Linked DNA regions of Mus musculus: all the other regions are linked to region 1. Evidence: chromatin loops called from intact Hi-C (ENCODE). Cell type or tissue: gastrocnemius. All regions are shown on one strand.

Region 1 (8,000 bases):
AATTTTGCTAGTGCTATGAATAGTGATGTAAATGTCTTATATAGAGAAATTTTGATATGTGAATGATACGTGAATGCTCTTGAGTTGCAAGCTCCAGGCTGAGAATAGTCCATCTGTGCCCAATTTACCTGTCATTTCCCCCCTGTAGTTTCTACTCATAGGCTTTAAAATTGTCATCAGAGAGACTTCATCAGCAACTGATGGGAGAAGATGCAGAATCCCACAGCCAAACATGAGGTAGTCCTGAGGAGGAGTGGGAGGAAGGATTGGAGGAACCAGAGGGGTCAGGGACACCGCAAGAATATAGCCCTGACCAGGACTCACAGGAATCAGGGAGTCTGCAGAGGTCTGACCTCGGTCAGCTGCATATGTTATAGCTGAGTAGCCTGGTGTTCTTGTGGGATTCCTAACAATGGGAACATGGGCTGTCTCTGACTTTTTTGCCTGCTTGTGGGACCCTCTTCCTACTGGGTTGCATCATCCAACCCTCTCTCTGTGTGTGTGTGTGTGTGTGTGTGTGTGTGTGTGTGTGTGTGTACAGCGGGGCTGGGCTGGGGAATGGGTGTGGAGGATCTGGGAGAGGAGGGAGGTGGAGGGGGTGGGAAGCTGGGGGAGGGGAGAGGGCAAGAACTACAGCTGGGGTGGAATATATGAGAGAATAAAAGAAAAACAACGAAAAAAGTTAGCCAAACCCTATTACAGTGCTTTAGCAATCTTGTAGACTACCACTAGGTGTCGCTCAAGCCTTAGAAACATTAAAGCGACGCTTTTAAATTTATTTTATTATTTATTTTTCTTTTTGGCGTTCAAGGGCTAACATAAAAATGCTTTCAGTGGGTTGGGTGGGTGGGTGGTGGGTAGGTGGGGACGTTACAGCCTTTTCCAGAGTTCCCAATCAGTGACATTCAGTGGCGTGTGCTGCTGCTAGTAGCCATGACATGGGGTGTAGAGCAGAAGTGTTCCCACTCTTTGTTGCTTATTTATCCTTTGGGTGTTACTACTAAACTAACGCAGGTCAAACATTGCCAAACTGTAAAATGACGGTTGGTTTTTATGTTCGAGCACGAAAGTGGCAACTATCTAGCAAATGAAAGCCTGTCGGAGTGCCTCAGCTCTAACTCAGCTCTCAAGAATCGTCACCTGGAGTCAGTGCCCACTGATTGGATTCCATTAGTTTGAATCCTGTTGGTGTCGTCTTCCTTATCGGTCAGCCCCCGTGTCACCACATCAGATCCACAGAGGACTTTCCCCCATTCTCCTGGTTACTCTGCCCTCTAACCTCCCCAACTTAACCTGCATTTTGGTCAAGGTTGATGCATGGTCTTGGTCAGTGAAACGTGGGAACATTTTTGGTGCGTATTGACCTTAAATACCTGAGGCTGTGTTAATGTCTGTGGCAACGGATTCACTTGGTAAGAGGGCCTCTTTCCCCAAACGCATAATTGGGAAAGAAGGTGGCAAGAAAGAGGCAGTGGGGGGTAGTTAGGAGGGATTTGGAGAATGGTAAGCCATGGATAGTGAAGGTCACCGACAGAGCTAAGGGGAACTTGGCCTCAAGGGAAACGGCACTGTTTCCTGTGGCACAAATGTTGCCGCAGAAGTCCAGGCTATCCAAAAAGCAATCGGCTGTCCTGACCTCAGGCACAGTGAGCGTCATCTTCTCTCCCATAGATGATCTGCCTGCCTGAGCCAGCCTCTTCCCTGGCAACAGGGAAGCCATGGGTCCGGATGAGAACTGCGGGAACCTCAGCCCCAGAGGTTTCGGTTTGGATTCTCCCGTGTGGCCCCTTCCTAAGTATCCCCCATCAAGGCGCGGGGCTTTTCTCACGCAGTTCTCATTTGTACAAACAGAAATAACCAAACCTCCCTGCAGTGACTGGGGCGCTGCTCCTGAGCCGTTTGCAAAAGGATTTCTCACGTTTAGATGTCCACTCCCTTAGATCTGGGTGAGTTCCAAGACTTTAGGCTTGGAAAGCAGAATGCTTTCCCCGATCCCTGTGGCCAGGCATAGGGGGATGCTAAATCCTGTTCCAATAGGTGCTCGACTGTCCCTTATGTCACCTGGTCACAGGTTTTTCTGGTTGTACCATTTCTTTTCACGCGTGTGACTTTAGAAAGCATGGTTTTAACAGCCCCAAGGAGTTTCCCTTTGGCTGCCTCTTCTCCCCCACCCCCCATTCCCCATAAGTGATCTCTCATACAGTCTGAGGCACCGGAAGCACCCTCTTATTAGCAGCTGAAGTGGCTCTCCCAGGCAATAGCAGGAGAAATACCAGAGGGCAAGTGCTGAACGTTGCTCACCTTCATGCTGGGTTAAGCTGCAGTTCGTTCACCCTGTGACATGATGTAATATTCCTAAATTCTGATAACAGTGAACTCGTCTATCCTTTCTACGCCTGTAAGGCTTGCTGTTAAGATGGTCTGTGATTTATTACTAAGCACTACCTGTCTGTATTTAAGTGATTCTTCGTGGGTATTTACTTCTGGTCCAGTCACAGTCTGTTTTGATGCTTGCTTACTGGTTTTTTGCTAAATGCACCGCTATGATTTTTGTTCTTGTTTGTTGTTGCTGTTGCTTTTGTTTGTTTGGTTTTTGGTTTGGTTTGGTTTTGCCTCCTTTAGAGCAGCAGAGAGTTTGGGTAAAAGTCACTCAGCAGGCCAGCCTTTTAATGGACCAGTCCTGTTGTATAGTAATGGGAGGAGCATTGCTGATGTTGGTTCTACAGCCCTAAGACACTGCTAAGACACTGACTCTCCCCCCCACCCCCACCCAAAGCATAGAAAACACATGTGTGCATAGATCATAAAGGTTAGTATCAGGGAGCAACTGTGGAGATGAACTAAAGTGTTTACCTCCATAGCTCATCACATCTTACCATCCAACTCACACACACACACACACACACACACACACACACACACTCACACATACACATATACACACAGACTCCCTCCCACCCCACACCCACAGCTATTGGCTAGTTTTTTACCAGAAACTTAGAATCAATCTTAATAATTACTCTAAAAGGTAGATTTATTTGCTGTAATAATTTCTAGGGTGATAAATTGTTTTTAGGTACCTCTTCCCACAAATGATGAGAAAATCTGACTATCTGACTGTAGGGCAAGGAGTAAAAATATAATATTCAATAAAGCAACTTGGGAAAGTGCGCAAAAAGTGACCCCCCCATTCTTAGCAAAAGTAAACTGTGTGGATTTTCTAGATAACCTGTATTTGGTTACAATCTAAGTGGTTGAATCCCAGTTTCAACCAAGGACTGTGGCTGCAGACATCACATTGGCCACAGGGCGGCACTGCAGGTCACCTAATGGAGCAGATGCACAGTTGAAATGTTTGAAAACTGCCTCTAAAATTCTGAAATTCAGTCCAACGAGGGGAGAAAAAAACGTCATGGGGGATAACACAAAGCTAGACACACAGTTCTACTCATTAACAAGAGCAATTAAAGCTACAGGACTCAGGAAAGAATCAAGTTAGCCAGTTAAAGACTTGGAGACTGTGTTTTTAAAGCACACACTTTATTATCTATCTATCTATCTATCTATCCATCCATCCATCCATCCATCCATCCATCCATCCATCCATCCATCTGATTTTTATGTGTTTATGTTACTATTGCTGATGTGTAAATGTGCATGTGGAAGTCAGAACATAACCATGGCCATCATTCTTCAAGCATAACTACTTTGTTATTTGAGATGGGGGTCTCTCAGTGACCTGGGGCTCCCTCTTATGCAGGCTAGAGTGACTAACTAGTTGTCCTCATCAGCACCAGGATTACAAGCATAGCCTATACCACGTGTCCAGTTTAGGTTTGTTTGGTGTAATATGGGTTCTAGGATTTGACCTCAAGTCTTCATGCTTGGAAACCACTTTACCAACTGAGAGATCTCCTTAGTCCCAAAGCTTAAAATGTTTATGATCAGGCCCTCTTAGAGAAGAGGTATGTTGACCTTTGCACTAGATCTACGATACTTTTCAGTGAGCCACATGGAAATAATAATTCCAGTTAAAGAAACTTCAATCCAGGACTGGCCAGCCACAAGTACCTGCTTCCTCAAATGTGTATCAGGAATTGGATGAAGTCACTGTCTGTTGTCGTTTCCAGTGAGTCACACCCAGACATATGAGGCCAACGGGAGAGACATTCAAACCATACCCAGAGACTTCGGTGTTGGACATGATCTTGGAGGGCAATGTCGGTGTTGGGAATGAACTCAGAGGGCAGGGGACACAACTGTTTGTTTTTCTGCTTCTAGTTGAGAGTTATACCAAACAAAGGAAATGGCCTGGGTCCCCAGCCACAGGATGGGCGTGGCTTCCGTTTGAGCTTCAAGCAAGGTGCTTAGGGCTCTCTACAGGGACAAGCCACAATGTGCAATGTGGGAAAGCCTGCTTTTGTTTGGAGATTTAGTTCTCAGTGTGGTGAAAAGAGTTTGGAGTGTAAGGGAGAAGTCCTCAGGCTCAGATCAATGGGAAGACGTAAAACCATGGCAGAGTTGGGAAAGGGTTGTTAGCAATAAAAGAATTGCTGAAGAGAACCACGGTAATAATTTTCGCAAGAAAGGACTGCGAATGTAGCCAAGAATAGTCCTTAGAGTCTTAGCTACATACTCCATTTATTCTGTATAGACCCTAACTAATAACGCAAGTGAGAGATGTTACAGATAAAGCAGTGTTTCTGAAGGAAGCAGATACCTGTGGGGAAATTCTCAGCACTAGGGAAGCACAGAGGGAGTGATGGACAATGAATCTCTTGAAGATCAACAGAAGTACAAGATCCGCTGCCCTCCTTTGAGTTGCAACCCGGGGAACTGAAAGGGGTGGACAGGTGGACAAGAGTGTCTGAGCAGGAGGACAGTGGGAGAGAGGTGACATCCTAAATCTCATCCAAATGACTACATGAACTTAAAACCAAAATGAACAAAGGAATTTACACTCTCCAAAAGGTGTGGGGAACTGGAAGAACAGTGAGGAAGAGCTTGCCGCTGAGTGGCCGCCCTACGGGTGCCTGAAACCACTGCGCAACTGCTGAAGTAGCACGTGGTTACTGGACAGACGAGAGCGAGCCAATGATGCTCTAGGGGGGATCAGGTTGGTTCCCGCCAACGCCGCGTAGCACACAAAGGAGCCACGAGAGCTCCCGCTACCCCTGGCGTGCTCTTAGTCGCCTCTGCCACTTCTGAGCTGTGTGATATGAAGTATGTTTTTTTAACCTTTCTCTTCCTTGGCTTGCACACTACTCCAGTGGGCACAATGGTGGGATCGGATACATATAAGGATTAAATCCTTTCTTACGTATGAGATACTTAGAGCAGACATTGGTGCTAAGCCGTTATCAGCCATTGTTAGTGACTCTACCATCAGACCATTGGCTGCGGCTGCATCCCAGGCCCTGGCAGGCTGTGAGCATGGCCAGGCTGAAGAGGCACTGGGAGTGGCTGACACACAGTAGGCCTGTATCTAGCCACCTGGCTGTTAAGAACAACTTGCATCAACTTGCATAAATCCTTTCCTTTCTAGTCTGGGCTGTCCTCGGCTCTGCCCTGCTCAACACTTGTTCATGAACGAGACCTGAAATAACTTCATTTTATTTAGACAGTTGGGAAATATTCCAAGTCCATAAAAATAACCTTCAACATTTAGATTCCTTTCACTAAGAACACACTCAGAGAGAGACAGAAAGCCTCTTGGAAGTGTGCGCCTGCGTGTGTGCGTGCGCGTGTGACCAAGCGGCACGTGCATTAAGCTAAACCTCAAAAGATCTCCCACTAGCGCAAATGTTTACCAAGCATGTGATGTGCAGCTAGGCATGGTCCTGTCTCAGTCAGCTTATCGTTGCTGTTGACAGAATGCCTGAGAAACAAAGGAGGGAGGCTCTGCCTTAGCTCCTGCTTTCAGAAGTTTCCGTCTACGGTACCTGGGCTCCACTATTGTGGGGCCAAGGTGAGGCAGAAGAGACTGGCCTAGTATGTGTGGTGAAGGTAGGTACTTCTCTCTAGGATGTCAGAAAGAGATATCCTGAGACAAGATCTGAGAACAGGATGTGACTCTCAAAGGCTGGCCACCAGTGGTCTTCCAGTGGGGTAAACTCCTGAAAGGGTCCATCCCTTCAAGCAAGGCTCTCTCTCACGTTGTAAGTCCACTGCAGTATGCACCACAGATAACGCCAGAGCCCTCAAGACTCAATCATATCCCCAAAGTCTCATATGTGAATATGCTGAATTGAGGGCCAAGCCAAAGAGAATATATGAGAGAGCACAAATTCAAACTAAAACATCTAAGCATTTGAGATTTTCATAAAACCAATAACCTTTGTTGACTTAACCAGAAGGCACAATGAATTCTTAGTTTTGGGATTTGTTTTAATCTTTGTAGTCAACTATATAACTCACTAACCTTTCCTCAACTGTTTATCGTTGATACAAATGTAGCCTCTTTGTTTTTTTTTTTTTTTTTAAGATTTATTTATTTATTATATGTAAGTACACTGTAGCTGTCTTCAGACACTCCAGAAGAGGGCGCCAGATCTCGTTACGGATGGTTGTGAGCCACCATGTGGTTGCTGGGATTTGAACTCCAGACCTTCGGAAGAGCAGTCGGGTGCTCTTACCCACTGAGCCATCTCACCAGCCCCTATACTTGAGGCTGAATTCTTCAAGAGCATTCTTTTTTTTTTTTTTTTTTTAAGATTTATTTATTTATTATATGTAAGCCTCTTTGTGTGTAGCATTGTTAATCCACTCATAAGAATTCTCTTTGTGCTCATTTCTTGGAGAAAAAAGTGACGGAGAAAAGGCAGAGAAGGTTCAAGCCACCATCCCACTAATAGCCATGTGAACGAGGCAGTTAACATGACAGCAGACATCTAGCCAGGTGTGGCAAGACATTTCTGTCATCTCAGTGCTTAGGAGGTAGAGGTAGGCGGACCTCTCTGAGTCTGAGGCCTGCGTGGTCTACATAACGAATTCCAAGACAGCCAACCAAGGCCATACTGGGAGACTTCATCGTTAAAAACTAAAAATAATAAATAAATAAATAGATTTTAAAAAGTAATAAATAGATGTTGATAGAAGCATTGATCATTTTATCCAATGTTACAAACAGAAATCCTAATTCTTCTGCTCTTCTTGGGAATATTAGTGTTGATGTTGGCTATTGGTGATGCTATTTTACAACACGGCAGCCTGTACTTCCACTTGCATTTACCCTAAATAGGCTCTGTCCTGGGGGGAGACAGGGAAGAGACCCTAGGATGCCCTTTCTACACAGGGCTGCGAGTCAAGATCTATCATGGGTTCGAATACGTTCCCTTCTCTGTCACCAGAACCATTCGTGATGGAGTTTCAATGAGGTCATAAGGGTGGGGTATTCATTTGCCAGGACACACACACACACACACACACACACACACACACACACACACACACATATACACACACACACACACATGCACAGTTCATGTATGGAAGCAATAAGAAGGTAGCTCTCCACTAGTCAGGAAGGGAACCCTCATCAGATCACAGCCATGCTGGCATGGATCTTGGACTTGCCAACCTCCTGGAATGTGAATAGATGTCTGCAGCTGAATGTGTACACAGTTTGTGCTGTTTTCTTCTGACAGCCGGAAGACGCATAACATAGTCTAGTAGCGATTCATGATCTGAAGAAAAAGTCGGAAGCATAAAGGGCAGAGAGATGCAGAGGGTGGCCAAGGTGACCCAGGGTGGCCAGAGTGACCCTTTCAAGGAGAGATGCTGAGCTGACATCTGTTCAGGGGGCATGCTTCCGTCTCAGACTTAAGAATACTTAACAGTCAGGTTGTCCCAGTATTCCCTTGCCTTCAAGGGCACTGGGCAGGCTGCTCCACTTGAGCACATAGGGAAATGAAGTCTCCATTGTGGGGAGGAAATGTGTGACATGATTACTGTGTGAGCTTCGGGAAGCCTGCTATCCCAACATTCTCTCTTGTGAAAAA
Region 2 (8,000 bases), 490 kb after region 1:
ATAATGTGAGGTTGAATTGCAGATGTCTCTTCCTCCTTATACAGACACTTAGTGTCAAGAAATTGCCCTAGATCCTGACTCATTAGTAAGCAACAAAACTTGTTCTTCTGTTCACGAACTTACATTTGGTTGAATTTTTCCTTTTCATTTGTTCTTTGACCCATAGTGTTCTGGTTTCCAGTGGGTGTGAGACAATTGATCACAAGCTGATGGCTTAATGTAACACTTTATTTTTATATGGGTCTGGGTCTAGTGCCAAGGCTCTAAAGCATCGTTCCTCTGCTCCTGGTACAGTGCAGCGTGCAGTGACTTCAGTTACAACTCCAGTTTCAGTGTCTACACCCAGGTGATCTTCTCCTCAGATGTTATGTCTCCTCTTCTTTCCTTTTCAAAGATGTTTTTCCTGAATTTAGGACCCATCCATGCAATCTGGGTTCTGTCTCAGGTTAAGATTTTCATTATTTATGCAACGATCCCTTGCTAAGGAGGTCATATTCAAAGGTGCCAAGTGTTAGGCCATAGGTCTATCTCCCTTAGGACCATAATTCAACCTAGCACATAAGAGCTCTTTAAATGCAATGCTTAGTGTCTACATTTGCAGGAAACTTCTCAGATATCTTTGTCGTGCAACAAATTTCAACTTCAGTTTTTACTCATACTTTGAAATTCAAAATAAGCTTTTCCTATCAATGCTAGAAATTATATTTATGTTCTTAGCTTCACGAGCTGTCTGCTTCCCCGTCATTTGATATAATCTTGCATACAATTAGAGCCTCTTACAAAGTTTCATAAGAGGTACTGAGAGTTCTAAAAAGTTTTTATGTTAAACACTAATTATAAGTTAGAGAACTGATAACTTCTTTTCTTCAAGTATCAGTTAGAAAATTCTAGAAGCAGATTATGCTAATTACAGTTCGGGGAAAGTTACACATCATGGACTCAAATTTCTCTTTATGGGCTTAATGTAGCTTAACACCTTACCTCATGGGAGCTACAATATGGAAAAAGACATAAAATATTGGGCTTGATGGGTTTCTATCACAGCAGGGCCTGGGGTCTGCACCAAATTTCACAAAGGGAGCCAGACTGTCTCATCAGTTCAACTCTGGGCTGTTGCTGAGTGTAAAGGGGGTAAAAGAAAGTCTGTCAACAACCTCTCATAGAAAAATGAAATTGCTGGTCAGGAGTAGGATTGTGGAAATCTCACAAACACCAAGCCAAGTTCATTGCCAAAGCAAACCTGCCTCATCTTCAGTTGTGAGAAATGAATGAATACAAAACAGTCATATGTTAGCATGATAGTATACTCAGCGCTCACTACAATAGGGAGCTCAATAAATGGAAAGGGGAGATACAATTCAACAAACTCTCACAGGTGAGCTATTTCTGCTTCAATTGTTATGCAAAGAAGCCATTTGGGAACATGTCATTATTCTATGGGTACTCAGCACCTGTTTCAGATACATTGCCAGTTAGGATTCAAGCTATCAAGGAGACTATTACCTGCTCTCGAGGAAATTTGAGGATCTCATTGATGCTTCGCGCATGTAATAATGAAAAAGTACAGTAACCCATATTTCTGCTGCTAGATGCTTCTCCATAATGAGATTATATTTCTGCTGTGAGATGCTTCTTCATAACGAGATTATCTTTGGGGTCAGCAGTTTCTGAGAAAACTTTCTGCACAGGTATAAAATGTTGCAAGGCTTTCCTGACATTTCTCCAAGACCTTATGATAATAAGCTATCATGCCCATCCATGCCTTTGTTCCTGCACTTATGGGAGCTTCTTTCCTTAGTTCACACCAAGGTGTAAGCTGATGAGCTTTCTCCATCATTCGGGCATCAGGACTCCATGAATTTCTAATGTTTTTCTCAATTTTCCTTGCCTAAAAGAAGAGCTAGTGGCTTGAAATGTAGCCTCGGTCAGAACTCTTCTTTTTTAGTAAGCAGATGGCTAGTTTATTAAACAAATGGAGATGTGGAATCTTCAAAACACATACCTTATCTATCCTTTAGAATCATGACTACCAGCCGTACTTCACTGCCACCCAAGTACATGGGATGATGTGCTGTTCACAACTGCCCAACCTCATCAAAGAAGGATCACAGTAAGACAGCCTTGAGAGTCCCTTTCAGGTCTAGCTGTCCAAACATTTAATTGGATGTAGTTTCCTACACACTTGATTCGAGGCCACGCCCTTGCTTTGAGTGTGAATCTCCAATTGGATTTCAATAGCATCTAATATAAGGCACATCCACTGCACATCATCTACGATTGCACTTTGCCTCTTCTGAAATGAGAAGTAAGACACTTGAGAGGCAATCAGAGCTTGCCATTTTTTTCTTTCTTTTAATACTACCTCGGTGTTCTGTGACTGGCCACTCACAGCTACTTCAACAACTATTCTTGAGAAAACCTGAGTAACATGCTCTCTAGTTTTCATAAGAATGCTTCTTCTTAATTTGTGTGTGTCACTTTAGTTTATATGATAATAAAGTACTTTATGTAATTTAAGAGCAGGTAGAGCTGTACTTGGCGGTCCTGTAAATGTGCATCAGCAGAAGAGGAACCACAATGGCCCAGATGTACTGAAGAACCGCTTTCTGAATGTGCAGAAGAGCAAGATCTGCCTGCTTAGCATTCAGATGGTAAAAGAACAATAGATAGAAGGAGTTCTGCTATTTTTTTTTGAGAGCCCTGCTTATTTAGAAAAGGAAGAAGAAAGAATATTAGAGCCAGAGGACCAGGACACCAGCCGATTGTGAATTTGAAAAAGATCGGGGGTACATGGGAGGAGTTGAAAAGGAGAGAGGGAGGCAAATGATGTAAATACAGTGCTCATATATGGAATTGTCAAAAAAAAAAGTTAAAAAGTACATTTTGGAGCTTAAGAAGAAGAGAACAGAGTTTAGGAAAATAAGGCACTAGGGTGGGGCAGTGGGTAGCAGAGGAAGAGTTTTAAATAACTAATTAGATAATTAGATACATGTAACACTACCAGGGTGAGAAAAAAGCAATAGGTAGACTGACCACCATTCAAAAGCATGAAGTAAAGCACTGCCTACACTTTCCCAAGCTCATCAAGGATAGATCATAGTAAGAGAGCCTTAAGAACTCCCCTTCCTTCTCTGTGTACAAATGTTGACAAGGGAATAACTCTTTCCAAGAAAAGCAGATGGCCAAACTCTGCTTGAAAAAATGGATTCAGACACACTCATCAGGACCTGGGATGCAGGAATCCTGTTTTTTTTTTTTTTTTTTTTAATATACTTTTACAGTGCTCAGGCAAGAGGCACGGGGGATGTTCGTTGTCCCTGATTAAACACTGCAGAGAACTAGCTCGTGTCTGTGTGACTACGATGACTGGAGCTTTCAGGAAACAGGGCGCCCATATAACCCCTGATCACCATGAACTCAGACCAATGCCTCAGGAAACACATCTGTTTAATGTACAGTAGAAAGTGCTCGAGAAGTTGAAGAACAACTCTGTCTCTATAGTGACATGGGAAAGGTATACCCACTCGAGGGAGACCTATATGGCTATGCATTCCCATGAAACATGACAAGCAATTTTTGATACCTAAGTGCTGGTGTGTAAAGAACTAACGTCCCCAAAGACCACCCGCGACGAGAAATGAAGCCACTCTGGAGCTCCTTTTACTGCATCTGCCCAAGGCCCTTGTTCTCCACAGAGAGATACTTGTTTGAAAATTCTCATACATTCCTAGCTGAAGTAAGATGTACGCAGAACATCTGCCCTTGATATCCTTGTGGCATCCACAGGATGATACGATATGGGTATGAGGTGTGATTCCTCACTAGGTATATATGAAATTCCAGCCCGTTACGCTGACTGTCATGGCATCTATTTAAGCATGAGATGTTTGCCTTCAGTTTTGTTAATATGCTTCACGGACCATTTGCTTCAGCTCCACAATCACTTAAAAAGGTAATGGGGTTTACCGCTGAGGTAAATAAGAAGGCTCCTAAGCAATTCTGAATATTGACTTGGTGTTAGGTAGGAATGAGCAAAAAAATTGAACGTGGGGCTGGAGCAAACGGTGACTTTGTGACAAATACTTTTAAGTAACAAACTAGCTTTTGGATATTTAGCTCTAACTAATAAGAAAAAAGTTTACCCACAGAAGGGTTAGACATTATAGAATGCCAGCCAAATTTTCATAATTCAAAAATGAATTGTAAGCTGCCTCCGCCATAGGCCTCAACCACATGGCCCAACTATAAAGGTTCTAAGTGAGTAGCTAAGGAGGCTCGGGACACCTTGATAGCCACAGCTGTCTGTGAGACATGTTTTATTTTTCCATCAAGCAAACATTTTAGGTGAATCCCAAAAGTTGGTCCTAAGTGCCTGCTCTATGTGCAAGGTGCTATTTTAGACACCAAGAATACTAAGAGCCAGATTTATGGCTGTCAGAAACTCTATATCTAAGAGAAAGTCTACCTGTAACACAGAGTAAAATATTAACGCTCTGTGAGCAAATGGATTCTCTGACAGATATGCAGTCCACTCAGTCATCATTTGGGTTGAGGATGCCAGAGATGAACGCCACCACTAGGTGCTGCTGTGTAGAAGAGGCACCCCCTGGAGGTCTCAGAGAACTACTGCTCCTATCTCTTCTACTACCCCAAAGCTTTGTGAAGATAAAAAAATCGATTGAAGTTCGTGGATATTCCATGTATCTAGCACTTAGTTTAAGGCTTGGCACGTAGAAATGCATCAGTAAACACAAAATTCAAAACAATACATTTTTAAGCCAAAATAGAACACAGTTCTTACACACACACACACACACACACACACACACAATTTTTACATGCACATACAGTCATATTTTTTAATATAAACATCCAATGCTGCTGAAATTATATCTTTCTTACAATATATTACCTCCCTCACCTTAACATTCTTAGTCTTTTTATATATATTTTTTTCTAAGTCATATCCCTTAGATTTCTAATGGCTAAGTTCTTAAATCAGATGTCTCTAGTCCTCATTGGACACAGGCCCCTTAAAACTTTTGACTGCTGTATAGCCTTGCTTTTATGTATGAACTTCTGCACAAAAGTAAGCATTTGATGCAAATAGCTCCTCTGAGATGCCCCTGAACTCTCAGGGAGTATCTATCCATTTACTTATTTAACAAGGATTTTGCTGTACCTGGAGCTAACTAAAATGTTTAAATAGCATCATGTTTCCTGAACTGATTGGAAGATTCTGAAAGACAAAGTATTGTCTTAGCCTTGCCAACTTTTGGCTTGCTCTAAACTGTACTGATTTTGCATACAGTGGGCATGTAAGACTACACTAACACTAGCTGGTCCGTGTATTTTCTCCCTGAGATCTTTAGGCATGGCTTTCCTCAGTGTCACATTCTTCCTGGATAATATCACCGAGTGTGTGTATTTATGATTCTTCCTCAATATATGATCTAACACCAAACACCTACTGTAAAAGTTTAAATGATCATTTACTCCCAGCATGGTAGTCAGCATCTATCTACCTATGGCCTCAAAATCTGTTACATGCCTATTAGTATCACTTGGTGCTAAGTAGAAGATTTCTAGATTCAAATTGCAAATATCATTTTCTCCCCCAAGAAGTTTCTGTGTCTCTTTGATTAGCCCTTCATATAGCTACACATGCCAAAACAAAACAAGATAAAATAAAATGGACAGATGGTGATTTTTAGCTCATGGCTGAACACAAGTAAAATCTGAGCTAAAAACAAGTGAACTGGGAATCCACACACAAAGTTTACTGACTCTGATGAACTTTGTACATAACTGGGCAGTTTATCTTATGGGAAAATCCTGGTGTGATCAGACATTTAAAAACCGATCATCACTCAGAAAAGCTTGCTTTGAAAAGTTTAAGAACCACCCTAGATATTCTACAGATGGTGTCTGATCATACTGTGGTTCGAACACTTTCATTCACAATTAGTCAGGTTTCCTCCAGAGAACACAGGCAGCTTTGCTGACTCCTGGATCAGGCTGGTTTTATTACCGACACTATGACCATGATCCTAACAAGTACATCAGAGATTGAGTTGGGGTAAGGCTGTTTGGCTTTAGCACTTCAGCTCCACTACCTGTGACATTTGTGCCTTGTATTTCTGAGAATTCCTTCTACAGAACCACATTATAGACTGTTAATTTCATCATAAACTATACATACTGACTCACCACAGAAGAAACATGTGTAATTATATTTGAATAAACACCTGCTGTGCCCACTAAACTCTCCTCCTGGATCATGTTGAAGACACAAGCACTCTGTTTCCAAGGGTTGTTTTTTTTTTTTTTCCAATTTTTTATTAGGTATTTTCTTCATTTACATTTCAAATGCTATACTGAAAATCCCCCACACCCTCCCCCTGCCCCACTCCCCTATCCATCCACTCCCACTTCTTGGCCCTGCTATTCCCCTGTACTGGGACATGTAAAGTTTGTAAGACCAACGGGCCTCTCTTCCCAATGATGGCTGACTAGGCCATCTTCTGCTACATATGCAGCTAGAAACATGAGCTCTAGAGGGCTGGTTAGTTCATATTGTTGTTCCACCTAAAGGGTGGACCCCTTTAGATCCTTCGGTACTTTCTCTAGCTCCTCCATTGGGGGCCCTGTGTTCCATCCAATAGCTGACTGTGAGCATCCACTTCTGTATTTGCCAGGCACTGTCATAGACTCACAAGAGACAGCTATAACAGGGTCCTTTCAGCAAAATCTTGCTGGCGTATGCAGTGGTGTCAGTGTTTGAAGGCTGATTATGGGATGGATCCCTGGGTGTGGCAGTCTCTAGATGGTCCATCCTTTCGTCTCAGCTCCAAACTTTGTCTCTGTAACTCCTTCCATGGGTGTTTTGTTCCCAATTCTAAGAAGGGGCAAAGTTTTAAAGAAGGTTCTTCTAAGTGCAGATCATTTGAGAATTGGCCATCTTACTTGAGAGTCGGCCATCTTACTTTAGAGTAGGCCATCTTACTTTCATGACCCTCCCCAAAGTAGTTTAAAGGAAATAGATTAGGAAAATGTTCTTAACATTTACATCTGTGAGTTAGCAACAAAACCACTATAGGCTGCTTCTATCAGGCCTTGAAGACATAAAATCACAAATGTCAGGTCTTGTATATCTGAATTAAATGTATCTTAGGGAGTTCAAAAAAGAAAAAAAAAAGGGAAAAATAAGACACTTTGCCCCAAATGGTGAGAGGTTTGAGCATAAATTTCAATAATGTGAGTGATCCTTGATATCACTGAGGTCCCTCGATATCAATCTCTTCTCATTGCTCCATTCCTGACTCAAGTTCTTCTCATCACAGTCCCAAAGTAAAAAGCCTGGTTTGAAGGTTATCAGCATTTCCCCACCCATGCTGGGCAGATTTCTCTCTGCTAAAATAGCAATATATATATATATATATATATATATATATATATATATATATATATATATATATATATATATAGAAAAAAAAACCTCTTGCCTACCAATTACTGAAATCATTATAGGATTTTCTATTGGACCATCCTCTAGTTAAATGTTTGAAGCTTAATTAAAATGCAAATTAACAGTAGGCAGTACTGCAATTACAGAAATGGTAGGACAGGGCTTAAGCCAGTTTTATCCAAGAATGCAAATTTTTGGAACTGCAATTAAATGTGTGATTATTTCCATTTTAATAGAAATTTCCATGGCCTCAAAAGGAATTAGGAAAACCCCAGCTAAAAATGGGCCAGACTGATGTATCCAGTCTTTCTCTTTTTAAATCACTGTAGAGTGAGTCACAATTTTATTGACTATATTTCATCTCATGCTGTTGAATTGATTTTTCCTGAATTGCTAAATTAGATAGGTTAATAATATACCAATGCTCTCAGTACTTTCTGGGAAAAATGGTCATTTTATGACCTTTAGTCATTGACTAATAAGGAATCAAAATGTTTAGATAATAGAAAGACAAATGCTAAATAGCAAAAAG
Region 3 (8,000 bases), 820 kb after region 1:
CTCATTCTGCTGAACTTATAAACGTGCCTGCTGCCTACTGAAGACAGCACCGATGCTCTTCAAACCTCAAATCATCCTGCTTTAGCTTCCTTAGGTGAGGTGATGGGCCTCCCTTTCCCCCCCACGCTGCTTTCCATCATGATGGTTCTACCACAGCAACAGAAAGCTCGGCAGGACAGCATTTCGTGAGGAAACACTGTCTAGGGTCTGTAGAGAGTTTCAACCATGAAAAGTCAAAGCTCAATCATCTAATCAAAGCCTGGCCTGATAAACTGAATACACACTTCGGGTAGGGTGGACAGGCAACAGCCTGCAAATATTTCAAAGACCCAATGACAGAAATGCTAAGGAGGGGTAGATGTAGAGAAGTGGAGACGAAATCACAAGAGACAGGAATGTAAATTGGTGCTACTGGTGGCAACCGTTTCTATCGGCCCCAAAGGAGACTAAAGGAACTCCTACATGATACAGCTAGAGCACTGCAACACAGGATTGTGAGTCAGCGAACTACCCAGATACTAGCACATCCCATGTGTACTGCCGTTTTACTCACAGTAGGTAAGATACAGACGGGACTAGACGTCTTTCAACATATAAATGTATAAAGAAAATGCGGCATGTATACATACAATGGAATTTTATTGAACTGTAAAGAAAAACAAAATTATAGCTTTCAAAGGAAAACAGTTGAAACTGTGACTATTATGTCAAGTGAAAGAGGGAAGACTGAAAGATAAAAAATGTGTTTTCTCACACATACATGGGTAGGTGTGTGTGTGTGTATGCACGCGTATGTGTAAAACATGCAAGTAGAAATGAAAGCAATCCAAACAGGGGTTAGGGAACAAGAGAAAGTGATGTTAAGTATGAAGTCATGAAAGCCATGAAAGTCATGAAAGCAGAGGGCAATTTAGGAGGAGGAAGGGAGCAAGAGAGGGAAGCAGTATTGAGGAGGAGTGAGGAAAGGAGATCAAAGAAGAGTGATTTGCATGTACAAACAAGCCACACAACCAGCACATTTCGGTTCACACTGTCAAAAAGTAAATAAGATTAAGAAATAAAAGCAAAATTTGTTGATCGGGTTGGGGGGCGGGGAGAAGGGACGAACTACAGTGTTCATAAGGGAGCACTGTGTTCCACAACATGACGTAAAATATTCACATGGAATAGAAAGGCAGGGGGATCGCATACTCAAGACTAGCCTTGGCTACACAGCAAGATAATGTCTCAAACAAATACACACACACAACATGTTAACTAAAGAATCTAGCCATGTATTAAATGTATACTATGATGTGTTGTGACTTGCGTTTGCACCACTCTCCACTCGATTCAATGCTGGATTCACTACTAGGATATGCCCCATGTGCAAGAGAAAGAAAGTTCACGGGGCTGGAGAGATGGCTTAGAGAAGGCCTTTTGCTTCACAGACTTGAGGGGCTGGGTTTAAATCCCACCACCCATATGAAAAGCTATGCCTGTTTGCAACCTCAGTGCTGGGGCGTAGGGCAGAGACAGGAGGATGCCAAGGGCTTGCTGGCTACCAGCTTTTGTCCAGGTCCAGTAAGACACATTGTCTCAAAAGAACAAGGTGGAGGGCAATGGAGAAAACAACTCAAGGTTTCCTATGGCCTCCACGACGATGCACACCTGCCAGTACCAGTGGGCATATTCTACCACACTTGCATATACATGAAAAGGTAATTTAAAAAAAAAATAAACCTTAATTTACTATGATAAAAAGTAATACACAAATACTCTAAAAGTTTTTTAGTATCCTAAAAGTTTTCCCTTTAAAATCAAGAATAGTGACAGGTGTTATCTCTGTTCAGCAATATACAGGGGCTGGGGAGTTGGGGTGGGACTTAAACATATCATTTCAATTACTGCAGTAAAAATTACACCTCAAGTTATTTATTATGAATGCATATACATATACATACATACCATATAATAGTTTCTTGTGTCTGAAAATCCAACTTAGTTCAGTCCTTTTGGCTCTTGAGTTTCTCAAAGAATGCAATTCAGCTAGGGCCAATCACCTCAAAATGGACTAAGGTAGGCCTTAAAAGCTATTGCCAGGCCTCTTATTTCCACTGGCTGTTGACTGAATGAAAAAGAGAAGAAAGGAAGGGAGGGAGGAAGGGAGGGAGGGAAGGAGGGAGGGAGGGAGGGAGGGAGGGAGGAAGGACGGAAGGACAAGACTGTTCATAGGTATGGCTGGGGAGAAGGTTTACTGTAGATAAAAGGGAGAGCATAGCCGGTGGCAGGGACATCTGGGAGAGTCCAGACTAAGCAGGACCCTGAGGCTAGGGTCATGTGAGCAAGGGCATATGAGGAGGGGGAAAGGAGAGAGCCAGACCAAGAGGCCAGGAGGGTAAAGGGTGGACCAAACAAAAGGCCCGTAGACAAAATGGCTGGGTTATATAGGGAAGGGCAGCCCAACCCCCCTCTGGAAAAGTTTAGAGTAGGGTGTGCCAACCATATCCTGTAACAGGTAGGAACTGAGGGATGTTGGAAGAGCTGGCCAGGTCTGCTTTGGTATGTTAACTAGGTTCCTCAGCCATTTGTCTGAGTTTGCGTCCTAAAACTGACAAGATGAAGCAGCTCTCCCATGCTGAGCCTCTCCTTATCCCACATTCAAGGAAAAGAGACAACATAAGCATTAGCTATCAAGCATGGCTGGAGAAAAGGCTTAACAGGGACAGGCGGGATGCTGCCAGACCTCTCAACCTGAGTTTTTCAATCCCCATGACCCACTGACTCCTGCAAGCTGCCCTCTAACTGACAGCCCTCCCGCACACACACCACACACACCACACACACCACACACACACACACACACAAATGTAATTGTTTTCAAAATTAAGAATCAGAAAACAGAGACTACTGAGAATAGCTCAAATACAAAAAAGAAAACCAAAAACTGATTATTTGCTAATCTGTAGGAAATGTAGAAAAGCAAACAAAGATGTCACACTAACTATTTAGAATTAATGAGAAAGTATAGCAAGGTCACAAACAGTCAGTAAGAAAACCCAGGTTTATAATCCATACAAACAGAAGCAAAAGAGCTTCCAGACACTTAGAATAAAAAATATATTGATACTAACATTTTTCAAAGTATTAAATACTTAGAAACAAATAATATGTAAATTTAAAAAAGTAAAGATTATCATCTACCAAAAATTAATGGTGGGTTCATGACTGGAAGGCTTGCTAACAGTGTCTTTGTTCACTTCTCTGTTACAGTGGTAAACACCATGACCCAAAACAACATGGGGAAGAAAGGGTTTCCTTACATGTCCTGGAAACACCATGAGAGGGACTGAGGGGACATCAGGGCAGGAACTGACACAGACCACAGAGGTATGCTGCTCACTGGCTTCCTCTCTGTGGCCTACTTAATTTGCTTTCTTAGACAGCCACCTGCTGGAGAGTGGAACGAACTACAGTGGGCTGGGCCCTCCCACATCAATCAGTCAATCAATCAATCAAGAAAATGCCCCAGAGACACACCCACAATACAATTTGGGGAGGCAAATCCTCAACTGAGGTTCCTGCTTTCTGGGTGAATAAAGATTATGTCAAGCTGTCAAAAACTAAGTGGCACAATTGTAAAATATAGCAGTAATCACCAAAGTGATTCAATACGCTCAAAGAGGTTCAATACACTCTAAATCATAGAATGTACGTGTATATAAATGAGAAGTAGTTAAAATTTTATAAAAATGTAAAGTCTAAGACTCCATAAACTGTACAGCTATATTAAAATCAGAGTGAAACTGTAATCAGAGAGACACCAGTATTCGCCTACACACCAAGGACTCAAACCCAACAAGGCCAGCTTTGGTGAAACCACTGAGTCAAAAAGCACACACCGATGGCGCACCTGCTAGCTGGCAGAACCACGTTGGACACTGCTGCTATGTAACATCACTGCTATACTTGACTTACAGTGTTTATACATACGAATGTCTCAAGAAGCAAGCATGAAACAGAAAGCAGTCACACAAACATCCACGCACACGCACACACACACACTCACTTCCAAATACAGCAGACAAAAGAGCTCTCCATCACAGAGCGGGACTGAGCACGACTATACTTGCTTCAACAAAATGTCCAGTCTAAGAATACTCAGTCTAAAAGTCACATTACATATCTGGAACAGGAATACTTATAAATTTTTAAATGGGCAAAATCTCTGTCAGCGATAGAAAGTACTCTGCCACAGGGGCAGATCTCCAATGCAAGAGCATACAAATCAACTCAGGGTAATTCATCTCAGAGATGTTTCAGATGTGCCACTATTTTAAAGAAGAAACAATGAAGTGAGAAGAGAGAAGAGGAGGAAGAATAGAATAGAGGAAGAAAGAAAAAGGGAGAGGCAGGGAAAAACACAGAGTCAGACAGGCAGACAGACAGACATGGGGGGACACATTTTCCTGAAGCCAATACAAAAGCCAAAAATAAACCTCACTTCCTTCATGATACACACACAGAGTGATGTGAAAACATTGGCAAAGCCATCTGAGGAGACTCCCTAACTTATCCAAATAAATAGCAAAGAAGAAAAACACAAGGCATAGTATATATATATATATATATATATATATATAAACAACTCAGTATTTATTTACATTCCATGTACTTTCAAAACAATGAAGAAGCTGAGAAAATATATTCATAAAGGACGTAATTCATCTCACTCAACCCCTTTATACTTTTCATAAAACAGACTGAATTCAGGTTTGCAGGTCTAAGGGAACCAAAGACTTCATCCAGCTCAACCTGCCGCCTTTAGCGGAGACCCGGATTGCGGGCCCGGGGGCAGATGCACACCATTCCACATCCAGCCACGCGCAGACCCAGCCCGGCATACGGGTAATCAAAGAGCGACAGGCAAATCTGCAATACAAGACACGGCAATCACAGTGCAAAACAGTTGGACTTTTCACACTAACCAAACAAACAAGAAATTAAAAAATAAAAACAAACAAACAAACAACAACCAGTGGGACTTACACAGGAGAAATCAGAATATGCACTGGGTCAGGGCTACCACAGTAACAGCACACACAGGATTGTTCTCATTCAAGTATGTACAGTATTCCTAGGCTTGGTTTTCACAGACGCACACGAGAGCAGGGGGCACACACAAGGACTTTACACACCGTGGAAAACAACAAACAGAAGGAAGGGAACGAATGTTTTACCTTTAGATTTTGTAACCTACCCAAGCCTGTTCACACCACCCCTACCCACGAGACTCACAGTCACCCACTCATTTACATCTCTACAAACAGCATCGAGATTTATCAGAATACTGACAAGGGCTCAGCACGAGGAGTCGGGCGATCGGCTGGATGCTCCGAGACTCCATATTGCAGTAGTTTACACCAGCCTTCCAGAACCTCTGCTGACTCAAACTGTCTCTGCCGCAGAGGTCTCTCAAGCTCCATCACTGCATCACATCCGGAAACTTCTAGTTCTCTGAAACGGCTGGAAGGGCTTCCTCAGTGCCCACATGAACAGCTGCGGCTTGGCCTTGGGTTTTTCAGGAAAGAGAAGTGCTTCGCTCTCTGGGGTAGGAAATCGTTCCTGGTAGACCTCAGGGTAAGATTTCTGAAACTGAATATGAGTCCACTATGAGTCCAAAGAAAAAAAGACACCAAAAAAACACAAAAATTACAGCCAAATTGAAGGAGTTCCTGGTCCCTGCTTTCCTTTGCTTTGGCTAAACTGTTTGATGCTGATGCCTGTAGCACTACCTCATCTTTCCTGCGACCCAGTCTTCAGATGAAGTTTTCCTTGTAAGGAAACCTCTCAAAACACTCCCCTATCAACTATCACTATCCCTCACTGTGAACAGCAGCCACAAGTAAGTCTGAGTTAAAATAACTTTTGTTCTACACAAGGTCTGGCCCAGCTCTGCCTTACCATCTCTCTCCTTCTCCAACACACACCGGCTACCTTCTACCCCGTGAAGAGAAGAGAGAATGCACTGGAGGGATTACCCCCACGGACGATGGAAAGGAAGGGAATGTATTCTTCCACTGATTTTTCACCACTCAACTCTCCTCCAACATTAACAGAAGAAAAATGAGAGAAACCAGAGCCCTGGTGATCAGGGAATGATCCGACATATGCCCTGTCGGGAATCCAGCTGTCCAGGGAACTACAGACCAAGAGTGTTGAGGTCTGCTCTCAGGAGGCAGAGACGGGAGGATGGCTAGGGAAAGGCTGGCCTGCACTGCGGAGTGAAAACTAAACACCACCCATCAGAGTAAGACTTGACTTTAAGGATGGGAAAGTCCTCCTGGTGCCATGGTTCAAATATTTGATTCCAATGACTTTGGGAGGTTTTGAAAACTGGGAGGAGCTCCCAGAGAGCCTGGCTAGAGGAGGTCAATCACTGGAAAAGCAGGTCCCTGCAGGTACATGACCTCTCTGTATAATCTTGCTGCCAGGCACTCAACTGCTCCAGCATCCCTCACCTGCTACAACCAGCAGCCCCCTGATACCAGAGCCAACGAACTCTCCTCCAGCCCGTATGGTGCTTCTATCAGGCTTCCCGTCACGCTGACAAAAGCTAAGGGGTGCAGTGCACCTTTCTAAATGAAAGCTGTTCTCTAAAACCCTTGGCTTGTTGCCTCACTCAGGAGGGACTGAGTTTGGCTGACTGGCATACTTAGTGAGGTCTGAGACAAGAAACTACGCTGACATTGCCCATCTAAAGACAAATTTCTGCAAGGTAGAAGAGCTTTTGCAAACGCCTAACACCAAGGTGCGGGAGAGAATGGACTCTAACAGCTGTTGTGACCTCTACATATGTGAAACTGCACATGCACACATGAGCACACACACTAAATATTTTCCTTCCAGTCAGTTTCTGAAGTTTAGCTGATTCATATCATGCCATCAGCAAAACAAATGACAACTATCAGAACCAAACTCTACAAAAGAAATGCTCAGTAATGTAAAAAACGATACAACTGGGAAAGCGATGTAGCTAAACTCCTGGGACGCAGAACCGAAATCAGAAACTCATGCCTAAGAGATTTACATGAAGCCAGAAAAACGGAGAGCTAATGGAAGGAACAACTTGAGAAGAGGGCAGGGAGGCGCCTTCAGAAGAACAGCCTGCTCACCTGCTTCAGCTTCTTCTTCTTCTCCTTGCTGGAGAGTTTGTCGTCGGCTATGACTTCTTCCAACAAGGCTGCCAGGGGCTCCTGGGAGCCATACGCCCTTTGGTACTCAAACTCCTCGGGACTAATTTGACGGCAAAACGAAGGTGCAGACAGAGTGATATCCATATCAGCTCCTGGGTATTTTATCTGAGACAAAGCACGGAATTAGATTAAGTCAAAACCAGCATGACTCCTGGCAGGAGTGGAATATTTCCTTCAGTTTGCTTGGGGGAAGCCATACTGGAAAGAAGTGTTTCGCACTTTTAAAAGAATAATATTTAAAGTCACAGTTTTAAATTTAAAATGAGATTATTTTACTTTTCTGAACTTGAGACCCATTCTAACAAAAAAACAAAAAAACATCAACAATAACAACAACAGGGAAATGTGCCCTGTACATGCCCTTCAATAAGATCTGAAATTTAAACAGAAATCAAGGGCTACTGAGTGAGAAGAGGCATTTTCTAGACAAGCCTGGAGACCCGGATGTGATCCTGTGAGCTGTGTATAGTCCTCATTGAGTTTATTCAGTCATAGCACAAGTCCTCCGCCTTGACAAGGCCAAGCTTATACGCAGGGAAATTAATCATCACAGCCCGCCCTCGATCCTCCAAAGCACGGAGCTCCTGTAATTCTGCCTGCTGTGTACGTGAGCACACAGTACGTGAGCACCAGCTCCTGCTCCAGTCTTTCCTGGTGAAGACCCGAGGAGGCATCTCATCTTACTCATCAAAAGTCTGACTCATAAAAATACTAGGAGGAAAAATGGTAAAGTAAAGCACTAGTAAGAATATGTGTTTGCCAGCG

Evidence for each region. Hi-C counts contacts between places; a loop is a spot of excess contacts. Peaks named below come from ENCODE experiments on the same cell type or tissue, not always from the same donor. Only the 100,000 strongest peaks of a DNase experiment are listed, where the experiment ranks them.
Region 2: a loop joins it to region 1, with 2.9 times the contacts of the local background. A loop is called at or near these places in 12 of 42 quality-filtered maps.
Region 3: a loop joins it to region 1, with 4 times the contacts of the local background. A loop is called at or near these places in 22 of 42 quality-filtered maps.

The regions. Positions count from the first base shown.
Region 1 is chr13:109,205,911-109,213,910 of GRCm38, reverse strand. All of the region lies in intron 3 of Pde4d (phosphodiesterase 4D, cAMP specific), which reads right to left. Among named protein-coding and RNA genes, the nearest start is that of Mir582, 110 kb to the left of the region's middle. In gastrocnemius, CTCF peaks have their summits at 722 (motif pointing right) and 3,299 (motif pointing right); DNase peaks (open chromatin) are centred at 641, 1,761, 3,305 and 5,113; H3K4me3 peaks cover 1,516 bases; H3K27ac peaks cover 1,343 bases.
Region 2 is chr13:108,719,024-108,727,023 of GRCm38, reverse strand. All of the region lies in intron 1 of Pde4d (phosphodiesterase 4D, cAMP specific), which reads right to left. Among named protein-coding and RNA genes, the nearest start is that of Pde4d, 69 kb to the right of the region's middle. In gastrocnemius, a CTCF peak has its summit at 4,606 (motif pointing left); a DNase peak (open chromatin) is centred at 4,591.
Region 3 is chr13:108,386,175-108,394,174 of GRCm38, reverse strand. Depdc1b (DEP domain containing 1B) reads right to left here. Exons shown (of 11, transcript NM_178683.4): 10 at 7,155-7,340; 11 at 4,618-5,634. The coding sequence ends at 5,473. Among named protein-coding and RNA genes, the nearest start is that of Gm41056, 12 kb to the left of the region's middle. In gastrocnemius, a CTCF peak has its summit at 3,441 (motif pointing left); a DNase peak (open chromatin) is centred at 3,424.